Linked DNA regions of Homo sapiens: region 1 is linked to region 2. Evidence: chromatin loops called from intact Hi-C (ENCODE). Cell type or tissue: psoas muscle. All regions are shown on one strand. Links, peaks and the distances in the headings refer to the core of each region. The heading gives the core; the rest is flanking DNA.

What was found. Peaks named below come from ENCODE experiments on the same cell type or tissue, not always from the same donor. Only the 100,000 strongest peaks of a DNase experiment are listed, where the experiment ranks them.
Region 1: it touches region 2 in a loop (2.8-fold over the local background); 1 of 110 quality-filtered maps calls a loop at or near these places.

What each region holds. Positions count from the first base shown.
Region 1 is chr17:54,002,459-54,007,833 of GRCh38, forward strand. No RefSeq gene overlaps it. Among named protein-coding and RNA genes, the nearest start is that of KIF2B, 180 kb to the left of the region's middle. In psoas muscle, for the core only: no CTCF peak of the experiment used is centred there; no DNase peak of the experiment used is centred there.
Region 2 is chr17:53,789,768-53,795,142 of GRCh38, forward strand. No RefSeq gene overlaps it. Among named protein-coding and RNA genes, the nearest start is that of KIF2B, 30 kb to the right of the region's middle. RefSeq lists an enhancer at 1,646-2,146. In psoas muscle, for the core only: a CTCF peak has its summit at 2,828 (motif pointing right); DNase peaks (open chromatin) are centred at 2,894 and 3,474; H3K4me3 peaks cover 392 bases; H3K27ac peaks cover 1,721 bases.

The DNA.
Region 1 (5,375 bases), core at 1,430-3,929, 210 kb after region 2:
AGGAATAGAAAAGTAGGCAAAATGGGACATGTGATAAGAAAGAACTCAAAGATATAGCTTCTGGACCTGAAAAAGAAGAAATGTGATGCCTGGATACTGTGAAGAATCTATACATGTACTAATCATACAATTGCAAATACCTAACTTTTTCTCTATCCATTATTCTAAATCTTCACCACTTAATCACTGTGTATTATATGGACCAATTAATCTTGTAATACATTGCTAACAAATAAAATTATTTATATAGACAATAACCCGCAGAAAATTGTTCAGTGTCTGTACACCCTAGGGGTGTCCCTGCTTATATTAGTAACATATAATAAGCATGACATACAAATAATTGTGTCTCCCACTATACCATAAATATTTGCTTTATGATGCAAAGATTTCATAGCCCTTTTTATGTGTGTTTCATAATAGTACAAGAAGTGGATGTATCAGAATGTATTTAGTAAATTTCCTAATAATTGACACTTTCTTTAGTAGTGAATTCATTTCAGTTTGACCTTTTAGTTTTCTCTTCATTATTTTGGTTTGTCTTTTAAGTTGGTGGGTTTTTTTTTTTTAATTTGTCTTTTAACTTTTCCTACTCCTTTTCTTTGTCGATGAATGACTTTGTTATTTATAATTATTTTGTTTTAGCTTTTGTCTTCATTCTGTATACTTAAGCTTATCTTACATAAGATTCATTGACAGACTGATCCTTCTCGGATATCCAGAAGGAAAGTAATACTTCTCTCCTATTAGACATCCATTTTTGCCTTTTCCCCCCTGCTTTTAGCACCAAATTATATAGGTTTTACCTCTTTCAAGTTTTAAAACCTTTGATAAATTAATTTTTGTTATTACTGTAGTTTAATCTGTATTTTATTCCATTGATCATATTGTCATTTCTTGCCTTTAAACCACTGATGTCCAATAAACCTTTTCTAACCTTTGACTATAGGAAATTCCCATTCATTTTTGAAACTGTTCAGATATGGGTTCTTCTAAGAGGCCTTCTCTGTGCTTTCTCTGAAGCAGAATCTTTTCCTCCATTGTCTGTGATGCCTCTGGTTGAAAGACATCTCTTGCATTTCTTTGTGTCAATCTCTAGACTGAGCTTCTAAGTGAAGGAGGCTGGTCTTGTGGGTTAGTCATATCTACAACACTTGGCACAACTAATAGTAGTTTATGGATGGTCAATGAATGCCTTCCTCTGCAACTGTCCCACAGAATAAAAAAGAAACTTACATCTATATTCTATCTTAGATGATTTATTTTTCATTTTATTTAATATTTCCATTTTGATTATAAAATATTTTAATCACACACAAAAGTACAGAAAATGTTAAAATCAATAAAGTACCTACCTATGAGATTAGAGAGTTAGCCCTATTTGATTTTCACATATTCATAAATACAAGTGAAGTTTCACTCTCTCAGGCCCCTCTCCTTCCTTTCTCTTTTTTAGGGGCTAATGTCCCAAAGTCAGAGTGTATCATTCTCATGCATGTTCTTTAACATTTAAGGTATATGTTTGAATATATGAACAGCATATACCACTGCGTGTATTACAAATATCTCATACATTAAATTAAATAGGAAAAAAGTAGTAATTTTTTACCACTGCCTTCCATTTATAGACCTATGTTTTAACATGTCTGGACAAAGGAAAAAAAATCCTTCACTCCTTTAATCTTAGTAGCTACATGTAAATTTCTGACATCATAAATACATTTTTGCTTATTTATTGTTTTAACCAAGGTTGTCCAGAGAAACAGGAAAAAATAGAATATTAATATTTATAGAAAGAGATTTATTACAGGAAATTGGCTCACACAATTATGGAGGCTGGGAAGCCCAAAACCTGGAGGGTGGACAGATAGGCTGAAGACACAGAAGAGTCAGTGTTCCAATTTGAGTCTAAGGGCCATCTTCTATAGAACTGAGAAGAGCTTATGCTGTTGATGAAGTGCAGAGGCAATCTGCTGGAGAAGTCTCTCTTCCTCAGGGAAGGGCATTCATTTTGTTCTTTTCAAGCCTTCAACTGACTGGATGAGGCCTACCCACATTATAGAGAACATATACTTTACTTGAAGACCACTAATTTAAATATTAATCTTATCTAAAAGCATCCTTGCAGAAACACAGAGAATAATGGTTGACCAATATCTAGGTTCCTGGTGACCCACGAATTTGACATACAAGATTACCATCACATTTCCCTAAATCTATTTCCTTGCTTTCAGGTAAAAGTCTTTGAACACTCTTCTTGTATTCAGGAGATAAGTGTATGGCTGAAACATACTTCCCATAATATTTCCTTTTTTTTTTTTTTTTGAGACAGTCTTGCTCAGTCGCCCAAGCTGGAGTGCAGTGGCACGATCTCGGCTCACCACAAGCTCTGCCTCCCAGTTTCATGCCATTCTCCTGCCTCAGCCTCCCGAGTAGCTGGGACTACAGGTGCCCGCCACCACACCCGGCTAATTTTTGTTTGTATTTTTAGTAGAGATGAGGTTTCACCATGTTAGCCAGGATGGTCTCGATCTCCTGACCTCGTAATCCACCCGCCTCGGCCTCCCAAAGTGCTGGGATTATAGGCATGAGCCACCGCGCCCGGCCCCCATAACATTTCTTTTGGAAGACAGTCACAGCCCAGATGTGATAATTATTGTAACCTTAATTATATTCATGACACCATTCCCAATCTCATATTTCTCCATGTACCTTACGTGTTATGCACCAATCCGTCCCAACATGCCTTTCTTCATTTGACTAATATGAAGGACTGAAACTCAGTTCTTTCACATGAAATAATTATTCCTCCTCAAATTGATCTTTGTTTCTTCTGTGAATGTTCCTCTTGGTTCTTTCCTTTCAATGCCTCTTGAGCTAAAGCCCTGGCCCTCTACATCCTTGTAATCTATGCCATTCCTTCCTAATTGAAGTTATACTTAACCCAGTTTGTGATATTTTAATTAATCCTTCAAGCCTTCTTCAAGCAAACATCCTCACTTGAAGTTTTACTTCACTTATATTTATAAGAATTTAATTAGCCCTCCAAGGCTGCTTCTTTTGAACTTCCTCTTTGACTCCACTACTTTGGCTGCCATTTTTCTTAGATTTTAAGATGCCCTCTATTGTAAGATGCATTGTTGATTAATAACAACTTTTCTTTTTTATGTGGAAGAGTTGGCAGTTCTGAATCAAAAGTACCTATTGTCTTTCATAAAACATACTAACTGCCAGAGGATATTTATTCATATAATTGTATAGCACTTTCTTTTTCACTGTCACAATCAAAATTTGAATTAAAATCTTCTCCTCAGCCAGAGTCTAAAGAGACTTCTTATTTTCTTAAAGCCCCTGGATTTTAGGCATAGCATCATAGTAACAAGTTATTATTCATAACTGGTGCTCATGTGAATTTAGAAACTTCCTTCCCCTCATCTTCTTCTGTATGTATTTTAATCATGCCTGATTTTGGTGTGTTTACAATATAATCTACAGTAAATAATATGAGGAGCTTTATTTTTTTCCTATGCTCTAGAATTGTTTCATCATAAAAATCTATGGTTCCTTGTAGGCCTGATAGAAATGCACCTATGAAACTGTAAGTAAAGTGATATTTAGAAGTAGAAATTTCCAGGGGAGTTTTTGGTTATTGATTTAATCAAATATTTTGAGTAATTTTGTTTAGTTATGATTTCTTTATATTGACTATTTAATCTAGATATCTAAATTTGTCTGTGTAAAGTGACAAAAGCATCATTTTATAGCCGTATTGCCAGACAAGCACTTCATTTTATTTTCCACATTTATTTTTGTTTTCTTGCCTACAGTATTAAAGGCTTCTTCCCCTTTATAAATCCCTTCCTTCTTTTCTCTGTCATGTTCCCTCTTCACCTATCTTACTGTATTGAATACTTAGTTTATTATTTCTTTTTGTTTGCTAATACAGTAGAAAATATTGGCAACATTTCACGCACACACACACACATATACACACACACACATACACATCATCCATCAGAATGGGACTGCTGAATCGAAGATTATATTAAGACTGATACATATTCCTGGAAATAACAGGAACAAATATTAGAAAGCTAATGAGCTTTTTTATTATTCCAATTGGCTATAACTAGAGGAGATAAGAAACCAATCATGCTACAGAATAGTAGAGAACCCGCTGACTCCTAAAAACCTGAGTAGCTTTTGTTCAATAAACAAAACACTATTTCCTCAGTATAGGTGTAAGATGTATGATGCCTAAAAAAATCTTGCACATTGATTAGCGACCATGTTAGTCTCTACACATCTCCAAAATGGGTGCAGGTGGGGTGACAGGCATCACTATTCACCCCACAAAGTCTAAAATGCTCTGCTAAACTGTAAGATTCCATTGCATGGAGGTAAGAAGAAGGGCATGAGAAATTTATGAACTTTATCTTAAAGAAATGAAGTTATTCTGTAGGAAAGGCATGAAGTTTGATCAAAAAAGAGGTGAATAAGTGAGTGCCTCCAGCTTCACCTTCAGAGCCTGGGTTAGGAGTAGAGTTTACTGAAAGAATGCCCTCCTCCAAACTCTGTTTTCCTATTGAAGAAAAATAATTCTAGTTATCTTTCCTTTCATACTTAGATAATACCTCCAGCAATTGATGTGTGTGTTAGTATTGGCTCCTTGGAGCTAAGAGTTTCTTAAGGGCTATCATACTGAGGCTGAATCTTGAAAAACTAGCAAGGTTTATTAACGTGAGTGAGAAAGAAAAAAATATGAGAAGAGGAAAAGGTAAGAACAGAAGTGTTCTCATCTATAAGAACGAAAACGTTGTCACCTAATCTGAATTCAAATTCAACTGAGAGAAAGACTTGGAGAGAGGCAGATGAAGATAAAAATATCAGCTTTATTCCTGATGAAAATTATACTGCAATACATGATGTAAATGTATGGCCATGACTACTTTCTGATAATTTCCTGTAGTAGACAACTTTTTGTTTGTTTGTTTGTTTGTTTGTTTTTTGATACCGAGTCTTGCTCTGTCACCCAGGCTGGAGTGCAGTGGTGTGATTTCGGCTCACTGCAGCCTCCACCTCCCAGGTTCAAGCTACCCTCATGCCTGAGCCTCCTGAGTAGCTGGGATTACAGGCGCCCACCACCAAGCCTGGCTAATTTTTCTATTTTTAGTAGAGACTGGGTTTCACCATGTTGGCCAGGCTGGTCTTAAACTCCAGACCTCACATGATCTGCCTGCCTCAGCCTCTCAAAGTGCTGGGATTACAGGTGTGAGCCACCGCGCCCGGCCAGTAGACAACTTCTGATGTGGCTCCTGGTGATGCTTGATACTCTAGTACACTCCTAGTATTCACTTTTATGAATCCCCTGTTCT
Region 2 (5,375 bases), core at 1,584-4,083:
CTTATGATGGTGTAAGTCAAAGGTGCTATAGTTTAAAATACTCTTGGTTAAATCTCAGATTTGGGCTTGTGCATTTAAATTCTAGAGATATTATTAAGACTGTTGGTCTCCTTAAGAATCAAGACAGGTTTTTAAAACTTGCTAAGATGTTTGATTTTAAATACTTCTTAGATGAAAAAGTACCAGAGTCTAAAATGTTCAGATCTAGAAAAAAAGAGAGATTTGTTTACCAGTACATGTTTGAATTTTTAGGAAAACAAAAAGATTCATGGAGATATGGCCTTTAATCAAGCTATGTTTCCAATGCAGATGAAACTGAAGTGCAAATGCAAAAATAAGCTGGCTTGTCAATCATAGCTAGTCGAATCACCAGGGGTGTGAAACGTTTGGATTTTTGGATTTTAAAGGGTTAGACAAAGACGGGATAGAAACTTGCTGTGTTGAAAAGGATACTGTTTTTGGAATTTTCAGACTTTTTGTCCTTACTGTTAAAATAAACAGCATCGATGGCACTCATTTCTCCTACTCCTTCTTCCTCCTCTTAAATTAAGTTTAGCCTCAAGCTGCCTCCTTACATATTTTAAGTTTGGCCTAAGGGTTTTTCTGTACATCGTGAACTATAACCAGCAGAGGTATAAACAGACCGTTGCCTACACTTGGGCCAATCAGCGAGTTTTGGCCAAATAGCCAACTATTCCAACCATGTTCAAATATGGCAAACACTGTAACCAATCCAGCAATTTCTATACTTCACTTCTGTTTTCTGTACCTCACTTTCCTTTTTCTGTCCATAAATCTTCCACCACGTGGCTGCACTGGAGTCTTTGAGCCTACTTGGGCTCGGCAGGCTACCCTATTAATGTAGTGTTCATGGCTCAATTAAACTCCTTTAAATTTAATTCAACTGAAGTTTTTTTCTTTTAACACTCCTCAGCAAAAAAACATTTGTAATGCTCCCTGCCTCACCAGCTAATCCATTCTTATCATCTGGTATTCTACTGGACATTATATTTTTAAACAGTCACTAGGAGAAATACACTTGCAAATAGCTAGTTGAGACTGAAAAATGATCGAAGAAGTTTAAATCTGATGAGACTCCTAGGGAAATACCTATTAGAAGCATGTGCATGGGTTGAGGGAGCTAAGAGAAGTCATAGTAAGAAACACAGTAATGGCCAGTCGTGGGTGGCTCAGGCCTTTAACCCCAGTCCTTAGGGAGGCCAAGGCAGGCAGATTACCTGAGGTCAGGAGTTTGAGACCAGCCTGGCCAACATGGTGAAACCCCATCTCTACTAAAAATACAAAAATTAGCCAGGCATCATGGTGGACACCTGTAATCCCACTACTCCAGAGGCTGAGGCAGGGGAATCACTTGAACCTGGGAGGTGGATGTTGCAGTGAGCCGAGTTTGTGCCACTACACTCCAGCCTGGGTGACAAAACAAGACTGTCTCAAGACAAAAAAAGAAAAACAGTAAAACCTATGGAGACCCATAATTACAAAGAAGCATGCTGACGGTATATAGCTGGTCAAACAAACAAACAAACAAAAAACAGGGAACAGGGAGACTCAGGAACATCTTATTCTGAATTCTATATTCTTCCCACGCTCTTCATAGACCCAACTCTAACAAATTGTTTTTGGGAAACCCTTTATTCCCCCAAGGCTCTGAGTTATTTTAGAAGGAGTGTATTAGATTCACATTTGGCTACTTAGAGACAGATGTATACATCCATGTTACTTAAATGTTGACAATCTGCAATGCGAAGGCTTGAAGCACGCAAAAAATACTTGGTGTCTGCTCTAAAGACAGAGCCAATACGATAGCTCCCTAATGATGGTGGCAGGGGCCCATCTGGGGTGGCCACTGTGAGGACTCCAGCTGCAGTGGGGGAGGTGCGACCAGGGCTGTGCGCTCGGTGGGGGCTGGTAACTGGTGATCCCAGTGGGAGCCCCATACCCTACTGAGTTGGCAGGGAGGGAGTCCTTGCCTGCAGGTGCAGCTACAGCTGCCCAGCTGCAGCTCCAGACCCAGGCATCCCTGCACTCTTGGGAGCTCAGGAAGCCCTCTTCCCCTGCAGGCTCAGAAGTGCCTGCTCCCACTCACAAACCTTTTCCTGCTCCTGGTGCCGACTCCAGTGCAGAGCAAAGTTATGGCTAAGCCCGAGGGCTGTCACAGCCTGGCCGGGTGTGCGTGTACTTGGGGCAGCACTGACGTACAAGCCCCCTGTTCCCTTGGCCCCTTCCAGACTTTGAGCACCGACAAGTGTGGGAGGGAGGCTGAGGTACTGAGGGCAGCTTGTCGTGGGCCTGTGGGTGCCCCTCAGCAGGAACAGCCTGTGCACTGTGGATGTAATGTTGATGGCAGCGGGAGGCACACAGATTCTTAGGAGGGAAGGGGCAGGTCCCCAGTGAAACCCCACCTTCAAGCCAGGGAGAGGTTGAAGCTTGGGGGCCAGGCTCCCAGTTCCAGGTGGGGTTCATGACCAGGAGTGAGAACTTCATTGATGTCTTTCAGCCAGTCAGATGGTGCTTTTTCCAGGCCTGCCTATGTCTGCCTATGGACAAGTCAGCATGCGCTTCCTCCATTCTGAGCATATTAAGAACCCCAGACTCAGCCAGAGTCAGACACTTGTCAGGATGACCAGCCTGCAGAAAGGAGCTACCCACTTCAGGTCTCCTGAGAGCCATTCTGTCACTCAATAAAGCTCTCCTCCTTGCTTACCCTCCAGTTGTCCACATAAATTCATTCCTCCTGGACATGGGACAGGAACTCGGGAATTGACAAATGCAGGGAGTGAAAGGAACTGTAACACATTCCTGGCCAGCTCGCTAAGCTGCAGGTGGCGACACAGTCCTGGACTGCAGGAGTGAAGAGTGGCAACCCTTCCGGGGCCCAGACCTTAGAATACCCATGGCCAGAACTGCTGTAACACTATATCCCTCCACCAGTGCTGGGTGGTTGCCCCACAAGACAGGAAGCAGCAGCGGTACAGGGTCAGCCCAAGAGCTGTGGCCAGAGTGGGACAGTGGGACTGAGAGACCTGTAACACAAACAGGCTGAAACACATCCCCCCAAAACTCGCCCCCTCACTCACCAAGCTGTGGGCAATAATAAGGAGAGAAGAGCTGTGGCCTTTCTGGGAGCCCAGACCTCGGGGCTCCCTAAGTCAGGGATGTGACATGCTATAACACTCTCTTTGGGGCTCTGTGGTTCCTGGCATCTCTGAGTTTTTGGGTGCCACCATCTTTTCCTCATCCAGATGCTGGTGCCTGCAGCAGAAGCTTCTAGTGGTACATCTGGTCCAGCCTCAGCCTTGCACAAAGCTGGCACCTGGAACTACCTGCCACACTACAGCAGGCAGTGTGCCTGGCTGTGCTCAGTGTCCAGACCCCATGCTCGCTTGCTCACACACCCCTTGCCACTCCCCACCTGGCTCGTGGCATCCAGGCCAGTAACGCGAGCTGAGTACAGCCTGCCAGGCCAAGTCAGCATAACAAGCCCAGCAGGCAAGAGCAATACTCAAGCAGAAGGTGCCACTGCCCACAGAGGTTTCCAGCTGGCGAAGTGACACCCTAAGGATCCAATGACACTACTATACAAGTTGCAGGAACATGAGAACACTTTCCTTCTTTCATCTTGATTTGTCCTTAAATCTAGTTCAGTGAAAATGTGCATGGCAAACTGCCTTCCACCATGAAATCTGCTAAACGAGCACCCTGTTCCCATTAGTTACTGAACACACACACACAAGCGCACACACACACACACACACACACACACACACACACAGAGAGAGAGTTATTCTTCTCATCTATCCTAAATTTTACTGACCTGGGGCACAGTCCCAGAATATAAAACCTCTAGCTTTCAAACAAAGGGACAATTCAATGACACACAGCTCCTGAGAGAAATTTCCATTAAAAAAAATAAAAGCAAAATGAGCCCAGGTAGGTAAGAGATTATCAGAGGGTAGTGCCATATTTCAGCCAGCTGATAAATATATGGCAGCACTGTAGGTCTTATCTACCTATGTCTCCTAGAATTGAGTAGTGAGGAGTTGTCAAGGAGATGCATATTAACACATTTATCTGCTTTGACAAATGAAATCAGGTATAGTCAGTGAGAAAATTACGCTGATTTGGCTGAATGGTTGTCCAGTAACCTCTGGTTTTTCTATGGTGAATATTTTCTCCATGGTGAATATTTTCCACAAACTGAATGAGGAAAATCTACTGTTCAAAACTTTGATGAAAATGTATTTAACAAATATAAACACTAGGTTGGGAAATAAACATGACAATTTTCAAACATAAAATTAGATGATAACTTAAAAATGTGTGAGGGGCCTAGCAGTTATTTTTAAAATATCTTAGGATGTGTATAAGCAAAAAAAAAAAATGTGTAGACAATTTGCTTGTACCAACTTTAGAACCCTAGTTAGACCTGAAATCTACAATTTAAAAATAATGGTAACGGATACCTTTTCAGAATAACATGCATCTATCATTCTTGGAATAGTTAAAGCAACAGGTATATTTAGCTCTTTAACTTACAGAAGAGCTGTTATGGGACATCCAGAAGCTAACCTTGATTATTTTAAAGATTATTTTTTCAGGAATAGGATTAATCCTCCAAATTTTTCTAGAAGACAGAACTAGAGTCAGTAGGCTAATCACTTTCAAGAAAGCAGATTTCATCTTAATATAAGGTAGAGCTCCCTAACCATGAGCACTGTCCAAAAATGTAGTAGATTTCCAACTCTGAACATGTCTAGCACAGGCTAGAGACACACTGGGTAGGAGGAATATAATAAGCTAGGTCATTTCTAGCTTTCAGACATAAAATAATGTAGCAGGTACAGTGACTCACTATTTATTGAACTTGGCCTTAAATCTTAAGGAAAGTAAATCTAACTCTTCTTCTTAGGAATGGTCAGATTTTCTGTACTTTCTGATGATCTTGTAGTGGAGAATAAGTGAAATTCATTTTCTTTAGCATGTGGTAATGACTACAAGCAAATAAATTTGATATTTATGAGATTCATGTAGAGGCCCCAAAGTATTCCACTGGGGAGCTTGAGATTGAATTATTCATCTACTGCAAAGGAATCACACAACAGCAAAAGTACCAGGCAGCATAATTTCACAACTCCTTTTATTTCTGTCATTGAAGAGATTTTCCAAGTTTAGTTTTCTCCTGTTTCAGGTAGGTGTACTATTTATTCTACTTCCTTGAAACAAAAATTCACAGCCAACATCATCACAAGGCATCTCTGTTCACTTTACTTTAACTATAAATAAACTCTGCTATCTGCAGCTCCTTGGCTGCCACCTCTGGAAATGTTGCCACAACTGGTCCTCACTTTCCCCTT